2 separate regions of the Homo sapiens genome follow, and region 2 is linked to region 1. The links are chromatin loops, found by intact Hi-C in ENCODE. Cell type or tissue: heart right ventricle. All regions are shown on one strand.

Evidence for each region. Hi-C counts contacts between places; a loop is a spot of excess contacts. Peaks named below come from ENCODE experiments on the same cell type or tissue, not always from the same donor. Only the 100,000 strongest peaks of a DNase experiment are listed, where the experiment ranks them.
Region 2: it touches region 1 in a loop (5-fold over the local background); 27 of 110 quality-filtered maps call a loop at or near these places.

Annotation. Positions count from the first base shown.
Region 1 is chr7:80,425,315-80,433,314 of GRCh38, forward strand. No RefSeq gene overlaps it. Among named protein-coding and RNA genes, the nearest start is that of GNAT3, 83 kb to the right of the region's middle. In heart right ventricle, a CTCF peak has its summit at 3,317 (motif pointing right); a DNase peak (open chromatin) is centred at 3,324.
Region 2 is chr7:80,676,771-80,684,770 of GRCh38, forward strand. It overlaps CD36 (CD36 molecule (CD36 blood group)), which reads left to right. Exons shown (of 15, transcript NM_001001548.3): 15 at 1-2,504. Among named protein-coding and RNA genes, the nearest start is that of CD36, 42 kb to the left of the region's middle. In heart right ventricle, CTCF peaks have their summits at 4,703 and 4,905; a DNase peak (open chromatin) is centred at 3,810; H3K27ac peaks cover 3,704 bases.

The DNA.
Region 1 (8,000 bases):
ATTATTATCTAAAAATAACTAGGAGCTCGTCTACTAAGTATCAATATACATATGTACACATAAACATATACACACATTTGGTCTGAGTCTTATGGGATCTGGCAAGTGCTAGGTGGACATGTTCAGAAGTGTTTCTAGAAGATACCAAGAAATACGGAAATATAGGAATAATAAAGCATAGTATATAAACCTATGCAAATTACAGTAAATTTTATTAAATTCCCCTTATGGGCAACACTTTGGGTTTGGCACTTAGGTTAAAAAGGTACATGAGACTGATGACATCTCCCACAGATGTAAAATTCTTGTTGGAACAGACAACAGAAGCATTGTTTCAATCAGTCTGCTTTACTTTGCAAGTAGCCACACATCCAAATCACTTTGAGTTAAATAAAAAATAAATATATCACAATGTCACATCCTAAGGTAGGGAGGATAAAGATAACTTAATTGGCAAGTCCTGCCTCTGCTTCCCTTGACTCTCTTCACTTTGCTTGTTCTTATGTGCAGTGGTGTGGACCTCATATCCAAGGTTTAGGATTTTTAGAAGAAGGAGAACCCGATAATTCTAAGTTTTAGCCTTCCATGTCAGAGTCTTGGATAGTACCTGTCATTGAAACTAAAAACAGTCTCTGAAACCACAAGGTTGCTATACAATAAAAAGGGAGAATGAATTACTATGGAAAAAGCATCAATTTTCTTAATAAATATAAAAACACAAATCATGTGTGCCAAATTTAAGAAAGGAAACATAATTATTACTACAATAACTCTGAGAAAATAATGAACAGATTTAGAATTAATGGGAAGTCTTAATGGAAGATGTATGTGAAACTGTTACAGTAAAGGTAAGAGTTAGAAAAGAGAGAATTTCAGATATATATATGTATATATGTATATATACGTATATATGTATATATGTATATATGTATATGTGTATATATATGTATATATGTATATGTGTATATATATGTATATATGTGTGTATATATATGTACATATGTATATATATGTGTGTGTGTATATATATATCCTGAGCAAAGACACAGAGACAGCCTTGCACAGGTGTGTTTAAGAGACAGTGAATAAACCGGATTGTCTGAACACCATGTGTGGAGCATTTGACAGAACCCAGATTACAAAAGGTCTTATGTACTTGTTTGAGGAATTAGTATTAATCTTTTGACAGCAAATTATACGATTGTACAGAAAAATCAACTGATGCCATCTGAAGCCTAAATTCTAGTTTGCTACTAACTTTGCAACCTCTGGTAAACCATGTAAATTGCCTAGGTTTAAATTTTCTCATTAATAAACTGAGTAGGTTGGAATATGTGATTCCTAACTTACTTTCCAAACTTTATTTCCTTTTGACTCTATAAAACTCTGAAATGACATCAATATGAAAGTTTTCAGCAAAGAAGGAATACAGAAAGCACTGGATTAGAAAGGCAGGACTTACGAAAGTGTTTGAACCACTTTGAATGTAAAGGATGTAGCTTCAGGGGGTTCAGGTAGGAGACAATTATTGTTTGGTATCATGAGATAAGAACCCTAACTAGAACTGAAGCTCTGGGAATAGAAACAAAAGAATAGTTGATTTTGAAAAGAAAAAGTTTCTGGAGACTTAAGACTTTTGACAGACTTGATGATAGGGAATAGGAAGGTGAAATAAATCAAGATCAATCTAGGAACATGAGCCTGAGTAAGGTATAAAACATAAAAAATATGGAAACTAAGCAGGAGACGGTTTGGGGAAAAGATATCATTGAGCTCTCGAAATAAAGACAGCCATCGGGCTTTAGAACACATACTGAAATGTGGCTGATAATGGTGGACATGAGACTCATTCACAGAGGGGGCAATGAGTGATAAGACAAAAATAAAGATAAGATCAGAAACAGTACAGAACAAAATGGAAAGAGGCAAAATGATAATTCAAGGCTATGTCCATATTTAAGCAGTCAATATGAAGGGGAAATTTAAGAAGGGAGGAAAAGAGAGCTGTGTTCTGAAACTGAAGAAAACCAAGTCGAGGCTGCAAATAGCTCACAGAGAGCAAGAATAGAGACATGGATATTAAATGTGGCCAAAAGGAGACCAAACATAGGTGACCCTGAAAAAAAGAGTTTGAGTAGGGTGAGAAAAGTAGTACTACGTAACAAGGAGTAAGAGACCGGAAAGTGGCCAATGCAGACTCATATTTAGAAACTTTGGTTTTGCAAAAAAAGGTCATGATAGGGCTAAATCTCAAAACAGAAAAGCGTGTTTGTTTGTGCTCAGGGAGGAAAAATCAGTACATAGGAAAAGAAGTTTAAAAGAGGGATTCATTAATAGAGAAAAGTAGCAGGTGATGCGATAGAGCTTAAGACAAAGAACACAAGTGTGGGCGGAGCCTTCAAGAGAACCTGACACAATTCTTATAGGGACATACTGAGGTAGGGAGGGAAGTTGCTTTTGGAGAAATTTTGGTTTTGGTTGCAGAAAATATCGAGTAGCTAATTGAATTATCATTGTTACTTTGACACCTGTTAAGCATGTATTATATTCCAGGAACCATGATAAGTGCTTTCTGCATGGAATTTAATTCTCACAATGATCTTATGAGATAACTAACATTTCGTGGGATAACTCACATTATATAGATGATAAAATGTAAGGCTTAATGTTTAGGCAACTTACCTAATATCACAGGACAATCAAGGTATGATGTAAAGCCAGACCTGTCTAACTCTGCTTTTAACCATTATCCATGTCCTTCTGTTATGTTGGCCTTAATCTTTTTCATAAATTAAAAGAGAACATCAGCCGGGTGCGGGGGCTCCCAGCATTTTGGGAGGCTGAGGTGGGAGGATCACTTGCGCTTAAGAGTTTGAGACCAGCCTGGTCAACATGGCAAAAACTTGTCTCTACAAAAATTAGCCAGGCGTAATGGCATGTGCCTGTAGTTCAACTATGAGGGAGGCTAAGATGGAAGAATTGCTTGAGCCCAGGGGGTTGAGGCTGCAGCGAGCTAAGATCATGCCACTGCACTCCAGCCTGGGTGACAGTGAGATCCCATCTCAAAAAAAATAAATAAATACAATAAAAGAGGACATCATTTGCTGACATTTAGAGTGAGTGTGGCATATGTTTGTGGACTAGATTTGTAACCTATTTTATTACTTAGAAACATAGTCTAGGGTGGACATAAAATATGAAAGCTTAAATATACCTGAGCCCTAAATTTCTATCTTGAACAGAGCTGGGAAAACAATGATAAGAAGACTCGTTGTTGCCTTACCCATGAATTCATGACTTTGCTATTCTCCAGTAGGGAGCAGCACACAACCACCTATGCAACCATTTACTCTACCGCAAACAATACAAGACAAAGAAAACCTTTTGAAGATTCGACCGTAAGTAGTGAAGAAACTGAACCTCTGATAATTGGGTCCTGCCTTCAGAAAGCATTTAATGAAATACGTAGATTATAGTTTTGCCCTTTATTGCATTATATATGCATTAGTTAAAAGAGCTATTTTGTCAATCCTATTTGAGAATCGTAAGAGAGCTTCTTAGAAATGCTCTTGATTATAGATTGATGTAAAGAGCAAATAAATTTTAACTTAATATCAAACATAATTCTTAAAATTCAGAGTAATGAGAAAAATACTGTAAAGTCAATGCTTGGACATTGATGCATAAAAGATATTTCAGCATTTAAAACTTTGAAGTATAAGAAAGTACTATTTGTCAATGATTAAATAAAAAAAGACACAATAATGCTATAAAATGAAGGTTTTATTTTTTGTTTGTTTTGCGTTTTTTTTTTCTTTTTTTTTTTTTTTTTTTGGTTAGAAGGCCACTGGGCCATGCCAAGTTTTTGTTATAAATATGATACATCCTATGTTTGTGATTTTATGAATTTGGTTCATAACATTGCTATTACATTGAACACTTTGTTTCAAAAATTATTTTGGGGTGTTGAAGGTACAATTACTACCAAATGGAAGAAAAATCATGGTTGTTGCTGAAGACACAGACCAGAAATGTAAAAATGGAAGAGAAATTCAAATCATCTAGTGACTAAGCTTTTTGGTTTAAGATAAATATTATGTTTCTGGACAATCTTACATTTTTTTACTCAATGAGCACAACATTTTAAAATTAAATACACTAGTTCTGGCTTTAGAATGTTCAAAATTAACCGTAAGAAATAAGCTTTGTTGTGTAGGGGTCAAGGCCTTTGGCCCTCTGGAGGTTCAAAAATTCCTGACATGAGGCAGATTAATAGGAGAAAAGGCATACACATGTATTTGACATGTATACAGAGGAGCCTTCAGCATGAAGACTCAACCCCCAGTAAGATACTGAAGCTTATATACCACCTTGAGGTTGTAGAAAGACAGTTGGTTCAGAGCATGGGAAGAAACAGGTTATGCTGTTAAATCAGGTTTTTGTGGCAAGATAGGTGATGGGAGGGGCAGAATAGGAGGCTTGCCTAGCAAAGGTGGTCTTGCTGTGTAGACGAAAACTGTTATGGGAAAGGGGTCCCGATCCAGACTCCAAGAGAGGGTTCTTGGATCTCACATAAGAAAGAAATTAGGGCAAGTCTTTACAGTAAAGTGAAAGGAAGTTTATTAAGGAAGTAAAGGAATAAAAGAATGGCTACTCCATAGACAAAGCAGGCCCGAAGGCTACTGGTTGCCCATTTTTATGGTTATTTCTTGATGATATGCTAAACAAGGGGTGGATTATTCATGCCTCCCCATTTTAGACCATTTAGAGTAACTTCCTGATGTTGCCATGGCATTTGTAAACTGTCATGGTGCTGGTGGGAGTGTAGCAGTGAGGATGACCAGAGGTCACTCATGACCATGTGGGTTTTGGTGGGTTTTGGCCGGCTTCTTTACTGCAAACTGTTTTATCATCAAGATCTTTGTGGCCTGTATATAGTGCTGTCCTCCTATCTCATCCTGTGACTTAGAATGCCTTAACTATCTGGGAATGCAGCCCAGTAGGTTTCAGCCTCATTTTACCCAGCTCCTATTCAAGATGGAGTTGCTCGGGTTCACATGCTTCTGACAAAACCTCAGAGGTAGAAGCCCTCAGAGAGATTAGGTGGTGTCTCTTTTTGGAACATTAAAGGTGTCAGACTCTCGGCTAATCTATCCTAGATCCAGGAAAGGGCCTAGAAACGGATCTAGGAAACATTAGCTGCATTAATGGAGATTCTCTACAGATGCAAATTTCTGCCACAAAAGACTGCTTTGCAGGGCCACTTCAGTCTGCTGGCCCTGTGGCAGCCATTTCAAAATACATCCAAGAAATATATTCTGCGGTAATAAATTGTGACTTCCTTCAGTTTAGCAACCAAACATGAGTTTTATATATTTTATTGTTAGAGTAGGTAGCTAGTCAGACATGAGCACCGCAGGAGAGGGAGCCCCCCTACCCCCCACCAGAAATGTCAGGTGACCATCAAGTGATGGTGAAGTGGTTGTTACCTGTCTCTCTAAGATAATTGGCCACAGCCAACACCAGGAAAAGGCAGTCTCCCAATTAACACAAAAAACCTGAAACTAGGGATCAGCAGCTTCCTGATAAGATCTTAGGAGTTAGGCAAGTGGGCTCAAGCACACACATTAAGAGGCAAAATGGTAGAGTTTAACTGGTGTATGGCCTTCTAGTGATATTCAGCTGGTAAGGGAAGAACGCCTCAAATGAGCATGCATATAGTTTCACTAAAAACACTGTGCATGCTCCTCTCCCAAGTGCTGGCAGGACACTGTGCATGTGGACAGCCCACCCAAAGGGAAGAATCAGGGGAGAAGGGACACATGACCCCAGATGAATGCCAACATATAAAACCCCAAGTCAAAGGTCATACAGGGCCCTTGACTCTCTCAACTCACCTGCTCAGCCCTCTTTCAAGTATACTTTCGTTCCTGTTCTAAACTTTTTAATAAACTTTCACTCCTACTCTAAAACTTGCCTCAGTCTCTCCTTCTACCTTATGCCCCTCAGTCAAATTCTTTCTTCTGAGGAGCAAGAATTGAGGTTGCTGCAGACCTGTATGGATTCACTGCCAATAACATCGTTGGTAAATTCTTCTTACTACCTGTGATTAACCATTTTCTGTTGCTGAGGCTCTGACACCTCACCTGGAACCAGTGACACAGCCTCAGGAGGTCCTGACACGTGCTCAGGGTGATTGGGCTACCGCTTGGTTTTATACATTTTAGGGAGATATGAGACATCAATTAATACATGTAAGATGTATATTGGTTGAGTCCAGAAAGGCAGGACAACTCGAAGCAAGGGCTTCCAGGTCATAGGTGGATTCAAGAATTTTCTAATTGGCAATTGGTTTAAAGAGTTAAGTTATTGACTAAAATCAATAGGAAGGAATGTCTGGGTTGAGATAAGAGTTTATGGACAGCGAGGTTCCCATTATGCAGATAGAATCCGTGGAAGGGAATATTTCTTACCAGTCTTAAAGAGTCTGTTCTATCAGTCTTAAGGCCTCTGTTTTCATGTTAATGTTGGTCAACTGTGCTTGAATTCCAAAGGGAGAAGGGTATAATGAGGCATGTCAGACCCTCATTTCCCATCATGGCCTGAACTAGTTTTTCAAATTAACTTTAGAATGCCTTTGGCTGTGAGGAGGAGTCTGTTCAGTTGGTTGGGAGGCTTAGAATTTTGCTTTTGGTTTACTTCTAATAAAGTTTTTGGATTTTTTATAATTTAGTTGAGGTGTAATTGAATTGAAATACAATAAGCTGCATATATTTAAAGTATATAATTTAATTTGCTGTGACATCTGTATATGTCTGTGTAACCCTCACCTTAATAAGGATAACAAGAATTTCCATAACTCTGAAAAGTTTCCTTGTGCCCCTTGCAACTCATCCCTTCTTCTGCCTTGTCCCAAGGCAATCACTAACTTGCTTTCAGTCATTACCACTTTCTTCACAAGAATTTGTAAGTGGACTCACACAATTTGTAGAAGGTATAAGAATGGTGAATAAGCAGATGAAAATTTCAATGTTTGTAGTCATCAGGGAAATGAAAACTAAAACTACAATGAGAGTAATATATGCTTATTTGAATTAATAAAATGTAAAAGGTTGATGACCAAACCATGTGTTGGCAGGGTGAAGCAACTGAAATTTTCATACATGGGTGTGGGAATGTAAAATGGTACAGCCGCTTTGGGAAACAGTTTGACCATTTCTTCAAAAGTTAGATACACCTGTCATATGACCCAGTCACTCCACTCCAGAGCATTTACTCAAGATAAGTGAAAACATGTCACGCCAATACTTTTACATGGATATTCATAGCAGCTTTATTTGTAATAGCCCCAAACTTGAAACAACTCAAATGTCAATCAGTATGTGCATGGATAAATAAATTATGGCATATCAATACAATGGAATATTGCACAGTAATAAAAAGAATGAACTATTGACACATGCCAGCAACAGGGCTGAATCCCAAAGTGTGTACATTTTTAAAGCTTTCCTGCCTTTAAATCAGAGGTTTTCAGTGAGGGAGAGTGAAGAGGCAAAAAAGGAAGAAGGGAGATCTGGCTTATTGTAATCATGTAAAGACTTTTTCCCTAAATGTACACACAAGATTGATTCCATGGAGTATATCAGGCAGAGAAAAACAGAAAGAATGCTAATATATTTGCAACTTCTTTCCTTGTCTCCCTTCCTCCATGGAAATGTCAAACATGGGAAAAGGAGAACTAGATATATTTAACTTTCTTGGCAAGTCTTTTGTCAAACTACACAGCTTTCAGCTTTTCTTAGGCCAAATGAATCCTAGATATTGACAGCATGAAAATATCCATGATTTTTAAGTATTTCTCCAAAATAGGAGAGACCCATGATGAATAATAGATAGGAAACCCTATTGAGCAAATAGATTTACTAGAATTTCCAGGCCCACATAGACCAAGCAAACCTGAGAGCCACAGTCCATTTTCTTTTAAGTAATATTACTTTGTA
Region 2 (8,000 bases), 250 kb after region 1:
TGTTCTGCACCTCTTCTGGAAATTGAGTAAATTTTGCTTTTTTTTTTTTACTCAGTTGCAACTTACGCTTGGCATCTTCAGAATGCTTTTCTAGCATTAAGAGATGTAAATGATAAAGGAATTATTGTATGAAATATTACAAAGCGTAGACTATGCATTGTTATTCATTATAATATTTTTTGCTGTCATAATCGCCTCATAAAGACAGGTTTCAACCATTAAAATATGTTCTTCCTTAAATTCCTGTGCTTTTTCTAGTTCCTCTTGTGTCATAAAATGTTTATCCTAATTTTCTCTCTGAAGTATATTTTATCTGAATCCACATTTCTTTATAAATCCATAGTCCTTGCTGAAATATGCTTTCTAAATTTCTACCACTTTGTTCTAGGCTAATTTTTTAAGCTAATTGGATGAAGAACAAAAAGACATTTGGTTTCATCCTTTACAGCAGTAGGACAATTGCAAAGGTTTTTCCTTTTTCATAAGGAGACACATTAATAGGTAACTCTGTTTCTTGAGCAGGGGTTCACTTATTCTGAGAGCATTAGTTCTCCTAAAAAGCTCCAGCATAGAAAGGGAAGATAAACCAAATTCTAGCTTGTGTTTTACCCACAGAAGGATACAGGACAAAGGAATAGTAACTGGCCTGTTTGGATACTAAAATCGAAAATAACTTTTAGCCTCCTCCTTATGATAGCCGCCAGAGTAAATGTTGAGCATTACTACAGAAAAGCCACAAACCAAGAATCTACCTGTTTGGAAAGATCTTTTGCATCTCTGAAGGTGCTTAAAGCATACTTAGTGCCTTTCCTTTTAACTGGGAAGATAAAAGAAGTATCTGTCCAAGATATTAATATGTAAGATAACATTGTAGACATGTTCTTCTGATAATACAAGGTTTATTCTATTTGCATTAGGATATTTGTGGACATGTCCATCTAATATAAAGGAAAGTTTTTTAATCATTGAGGCATGTAGGGCTGAGTTATATAATGTAGAAACTTCTAAAGATAATTGGATGAGAATATACATATTGACCTGTATATTATGACTAATCATGACTCAGATCTTAATACAGGGATGATCTCATAGCATTTAGATATCAGAAAAGGTTTTGACCTATATGTCTTTAATATTGTTTGAATACATGTATAATCTTTATCATTCCTCAGTGTTTCATTTCTCAAATTCTGTAAAAGGAATATAAGAGGAAAGACAATTCATATACAAAGACAACGAGATTAAAAATATGCAGTAGGAAAAATAATTACTTAAGGGGAGATTTTTTTTACATGAAATCTGGGCTTTGGATGTGTGTGTGTGTGTGTGTGTGTGTGTGTGTGCACATATGCACTGTGGTGGGAGTGGGGCAACTTGGGGAATATGTTACATGTGTGACTTTGTTTTGCCCTGGCGAAGTTAATGTTGTTCAGAAAGGGTAAATGTTTGGACACTTGCAATTGCTCATGGATGAATTTATATGTTTTAGTCATAGAAAAATTGTACCCTTTGATAGAAGCACATTTTCTTTCCAAAGCTGGTTATTAACCACAGAATTATAGCAGGTATTCATAACTTAAGTTTGAAAATCAATAGCGTCTGCAAATGGATTAACAGATTAGAGAATCAACAGCATCGGAAAATAGGTTAATGCATATTGCTTCTAACAAGTGCATGAAGAAATAGAAGAAGCTATGTAGCTTTCAGTTCTGACAGAAAAGGGTGAAGGAGGGTATCATTTCAAGAAAAAAAATAGCTATCACGCAATGGTTATCTCTGAAAATATTTGTATTAAGATGTGTATACATGGCCAGGCATGGTGGCTCATGCCTGTAATCCCAGCACTTTGGGAGGCAGGTGGATCACGAGGTCAGGAGATCAAGACCATCCTGGCCAACATGGTGAAACCTCATCTCTACTAAAAATACAAAAATGAGCGGGGTGTGGTGGCCCATGCCTGTAGTCCCAGCTGCTCGGGAGACTGAATCTCTTGAGCCTGGGAAGCAGAGGTTGCAGTGAACTGAGATCGCGTCACTGCACTCCAGCCTGGTGACAGAGCGAGATTCCATCTCAAAAAAAAAAAACAGTATGCACGTACAAATTTCTTAACCTGTTATCAATGTCTGAGCTACATAATTATCTTTCTAGTTGGAGTTTGTTTTAGGTGTGTACCAACTGACATTTCAGTTTTTCTGTTTGAAGTCCAATGTATTAGTGACTCTGTGGCTGCTCTCTTCACCTGCCCCTTGTGGCCTGTCTACAATTCTAAATGGATTTTGAACTCAATGTCGTCGCTTCTGGTTTCCTGCATATACCAATAGCATTACCTATGACTTTTTTTTTCCTGAGCTATTTTCACTGAGCTGAGCTAATGAACTAAAACTGAGTTATGTTTAATATTTGTATCAAATACATAAAAGGAATACTGCTTTTTCCTTTTGTGGCTCAAAGGTAGCTGCATTTTAAAATATTTGTGAAAATAAAAACTTTTGTTATTAGAAAAATGATTTTGCTTATTTTTATTTTTGAATGTAGTTGACTTCCATATTGTTTGATATTGTTACTATAGTTTTATATGAGCTATTATCCTTTCATGACTTATTTACATATCACTCCTATTTCCTTTTTCCAACTGTTCCCAGATGCTAGTAGTACAATCTACACATTGCAAAACGTTTCATTCTGCATACTCATGAAGGGGGCTGTGACATAGGATAAATATAAATATTTTAAAATTTTCCTTTAATTACATGAATCTTAGACAAACAGCCTCAACATCACCTGGGAACTTGTTAAAAATGCAGAATCTCTGGTTCTACCTCAGACCCACTGAATCAGAATCCACAGTTTAACAGGATCTTTAAGAAATTCATAGACACTCGAAATTTTGGAAAAGCCCTGATTTAAGTCACTGAAGTTTGACTAGCTGTAAGAGTTTTATTTGACCTGTTGCTGGTATTAGTTTGATGTATTAACAGAAGGACATAAACATACTGAGATGAGGGGGAAGTTCATCAGACCTGAAAATGTTGCTATAAATATCCCACTAAGTTTTATAATTTGCCCTGTTGAGCTTGTAAATATTTTCAAACAGTAATAAAGCTAATCTATATGGCAGAGTAGAGGGTGAAGTGGTATTAAACTTTATACTCCTTTGATTTGCTGGAATGTGTTATTTGATCTACTTGACAGTATTAACGACAAATATATATACTGCATGTAAAGTAATGAATAGGTTAGGAGCAGATAAGGGATACTAAAATTGGAGACAGGTCCTAGACTTTATCTGATATAAAAATTATTCATCTGAATAAAGAGATTCTTCAGGATCCAGTAGCTTTCTGTTTTATAAATGTATACTGAATAATAGCACTGGAGTTGTACTATGAGCACAAAACTGGGCTAGACTGCTAGATGGCCTGCTTGCCACATGTCTGCAGTGGAGTAGGGAGCAGGAGCAAGGGAGGGGATAAAGAGAAGAAAATTCAAAGAGTATTTACAGTGGAGAAAGTCTATACTGTTATATAGAAAGTGAATGAGGAAGGCTGAGCACAGTGTCTCTTGCCGGTAATCCCAGCACGCTGGGAGGCCGAGGTGGGAGTATAGCTTGAGGACAGGAGTTTGTGACTAGCCTGGGCAACACAGCAAGACCCTGTCTCTACAAAAAAAATTTAAAAATTAGCTGCGTGTGATGGCATATATCTGTAGTCCCAGCTATTTGGGAGGCTGAGGCAGGAGGATCCCTTGAGCCCAGGAGTTTCAGGCTGTTGTGAGCTACGATCACACCACTGCATTCCAGCCTGGGCAACAGAGTGAAACCCCGTCTCTAAAACAAAGAGTCAATGAGGCCGGTATGAAAGAGCTGAGCTTGGAACTATCTAGGCTTAAAGTGACAGTTTGGCAGCTGTTCCTCAGCCCTAATCTTGTCTTCATTCTACATGGTTGAGGACTAGGGCATTTGTGGAAAGAGGAACCTACGTAACAGAGAAGGCTCTGAAGTAAGTGGTGAGTAATTTCACATACTCTGCCACATTAGCATTAAAGAATAGAATTCAGTTATTGGAGACTTCTGTGGAATCATCTTAGAATGGAAATACACACGAAAAGGATTTATATATCTTTGGATATAGACTAGGGAGCAGGACTCTATTTGAGAGTAGAACCAATTTGAAATACCAATGTAGGTTAATGTTGGATATGTCCTTGTAGATACTTGAAAAATTATTTTTAAATGCTGCTGTGATGAGTTTGTGAAACTATATCTATACTGGCTAATTTAGGAATGTTTCTTTATCCACTTTCATTGCCTTTCCATCTTAGCCCTGCAGCCAGCATATTCACAGTTTGTTTAGTAGAAGTACAAGTCAGCCACAAGGGCATCAGCAGAGTAATCAAATGCACAGTAGGATTACTTGGATTCTGAAATTTCTCTTGCAGATAATCTCTTGCCAGAAAGTATTGCTCTTCTATTTCTGTTTTCCATATTATTTAAGGACATTTAGCTTTGCTAATAAAGGAAACAAATGACAAACATAGATGAAACTAAGTTTAAGGAAGTAGAGTACCATGTCAGATATCAAGGAAAGCATTTATTGAACACAGGAAGAGATGGAATTGTCAAATATACTTAAGCCACTAACTGTACATAACATACTACATTTATATGGGTCAAAGAGGTGTCCCACTAGTCCCCCTGCTGGCAATATGAATAAAACAAATGACAGACATGTCTGTTCAGCAGGCCTCTGGTTCTCTACAGCTGTGGCCAGGTATACTTTCCCCTGTGTCTCTCCAATATAACAAGAATTAATTTTGACACCAGTCCCCTTCTGTATTTTGGACTCCCTTGCTTATACTCCAAATCTGGTTTTAGTAACCCCACCATTAAAAGAGAAAGTTGATGCAACAGAGAGACAGAACATATGAATATTGTGTACTTCAGGATTCATATATAGTGGGACTTTTACCCTCCTTAGTACTCTGTCCTAAACTTGTAAATCTATCTTTTCTCTTTGCCCTAGCTTCTCACTGTGCATTTGAAGTTGATCAATAAATTGTGATATTTAATAATCTTGAATTGTTCTACAATTTTTTTGTTCCTTTAGGACAGAGCTCTCGGATAGTGCCTGGTAGTGTACTTGGAGGCTAACATTCCCTTTAAGTAATTTACAGTGCAACACTATGGTTTCCATGTTGGGTTTAAATACAAAAGGTTTGTTTATAATAATTCAGCATGCAAAATATGAAGTTCAGCAGGCTTGCTAACTAAATAATGAATTATAAATATCATATGCAGTCTAAGACCTGAATGGCAAATACATTTCTTTTACCAATCATTTGATAATTGCTTGAAATCATTTAGTTGAAAAAGTCTTGAATTGGTTAAGAATTATGCATAGACAGGTCTAAGATCTGTGTGGACAAAAGGCCAAAAGAATTAGCAAGGTCTGTCTTGGGAAATGTAATAGAGAAAATCTATAGTCCTTATGGGAAGGGAAGTCTCTAAAGGTAATTATGAAATGGGCGAATTGATGTGAGGGTTTAAACATTGATACCATTAGATGAGTTAAACTTTTATAGTCAACTATTATCATTCATTGCCAGACTGTAGAACTGTCTAGTAACAAAAACTCTGTAAGTTCAATATGTATTAATAGTAGGGTTCACTTCTAAACATTAAAGCTACATTTGACTCAGTTTAATACACACGTTGAATAAAATATTTATCTGATAAAAATGTAACTAAGCAAGAAAACAGTTATTGGCAAATTTTCTGTAAAGGACCAAATAGAAAATATTTTAGGCTGTATAGGCCATACAGGCTCTGTGACAACTACTTGGCACTGTCATTGTGGCACAAAAAAATATAGCCACGGACAATATATAACAAATGGTCATGGCTGTGTTCCAATAAATCTTTATATATATATGTGTATATACACATACGTGTATATATACGTGTATATACGTGTATGAACACATACGTGTATATATACGTGTATACACGTGTATGTACACATACGTGTATATATACACGTGTATATATGTGTATGTACACATACGTGTATATATACGTGTATATACGTGTATGTACACAGGTGTATATATACGTATATGTACGTATATGTGTATATATGTGTATATATGTGTATATATACGTATACGTGTATATATGTGTATATACGTATACGTGTATATATGTGTATATACGTATATATACGTATATGTGTATATATGTGTATTTATACGTATATGTGTATTATGTGTATATATACGTATATGTGTATATATGTGTATATATACGTATATGTGTATATGTGTATATATACTTATATATGTGTATATGTGTATATATGTGTATATGTGTATATGTGTATATATGTGTATGTGTATATATACATATATGTGTATGTGTATACATGTGTATGTGTATATATACATATATGTGTATATATACATGTATGTGTATATATACATATGTGTATGTGTATATATACATATGTGTATGTGTATATATACATATGTGTATGTGTATATATACATATGTGTATGTGTATATATACATATGTGTATATATACATATGTGTATATATGTATATATGTATATATACATATGTGTATATATGTATATATGTATATATACATATATGTGTGTATATATGTATATATGTGTATTTATATATGTGCATGTGTGTATAAATATGTATATATTATATGTGTGTATATATACATATATGTATGTATATATACATATATACATACATATATACATATATACACACATATACGCACATATAGACATATATATGTATATATACACACATATATACATATATATGTATATATACACACATATATACATATATATGTATATATACACACATATATACATATATGTATATATACACATATATATGTATATATACACATATATATGATATATATGATAAGCTGTATTTGGCACACAAGACACAGTTTGTTGGTTCCTAGACCAGAAAGTGCTGGAACTTTGTAGATTTTGATACAATGGATAATTATTTGAGTGACTGGATTAGTCTGAAACTTTCCTATTGTATTAGCCAATCATAGCTATATAAAGGATATGCCATTCAGAATTGGGGCTACTAAAAAACAGATGTTCTTTAGTTGATTGAATTTCCTTGCCATGTCAGAAATGGAACTCTTCACTTTTGGGGATTAAAGTCCAGGTTACCATCCAAATGAAGCTATTCTGCTTAATATTATCTCAATGATTAAGAACTGTTTCAGTCATGAAGTCCTTGCCCATGGCTATGTCCTGCATGGAATTGCCTAGCTTTTCTTCTAGGGTTTTTATGGTTTTAGGTCTAACATTTAAGTCTTTAATCCATCTTGAATTAATTTTTGTATAAGGTGTAAGGAAGGGATCCTTTCAGCTTTCTACATATGCCTAGCCAGTTTTCCCAGCACCATTTATTAAATAGGGAATCCTTTCCACATTTCTTGTTTTCATCAGGTTTGTCAAAGATCAGATGGTTGTAGATGTGTGGTATTATTTCTGAGGGCTCTGTTCTGTTCCATTGGTCTATATATCTGTTTTGGTACCAGTACCACACTGTTTTGGTTACTGTAGCCTTGTAGTATAGTTTGAAGTCAGGTAGTGTGATGCCTCCAGCTTTGTTGTCTTGGCTTAGGATTGTCTTGGCAATGTGGGCTCTTTTTTGGTTCCATATGAACTTTAAAGTAGTTTTTTCCAATTCTGTGAAGAAAGTCATTGGTAGCTTGATCTGGATGGCATTGAATCTATAAATTACCTTGGCAGTATGGTCATTTTCACGATGTTGATTCTTCCTATACATGAGCATGGAATGTTATTCCATTTGTTTGTGTCCTCTTTTATTTCGTTGAGCAGTGGTTTGTGGCTCTCCTTGAAGAGGTCCTTCACATCCCTTGTAAGTTGGATTCCTAGGTATTTTATTCTCTTGGAAGCAATTGTGAATGGGAATTCCCTCATGATTTGG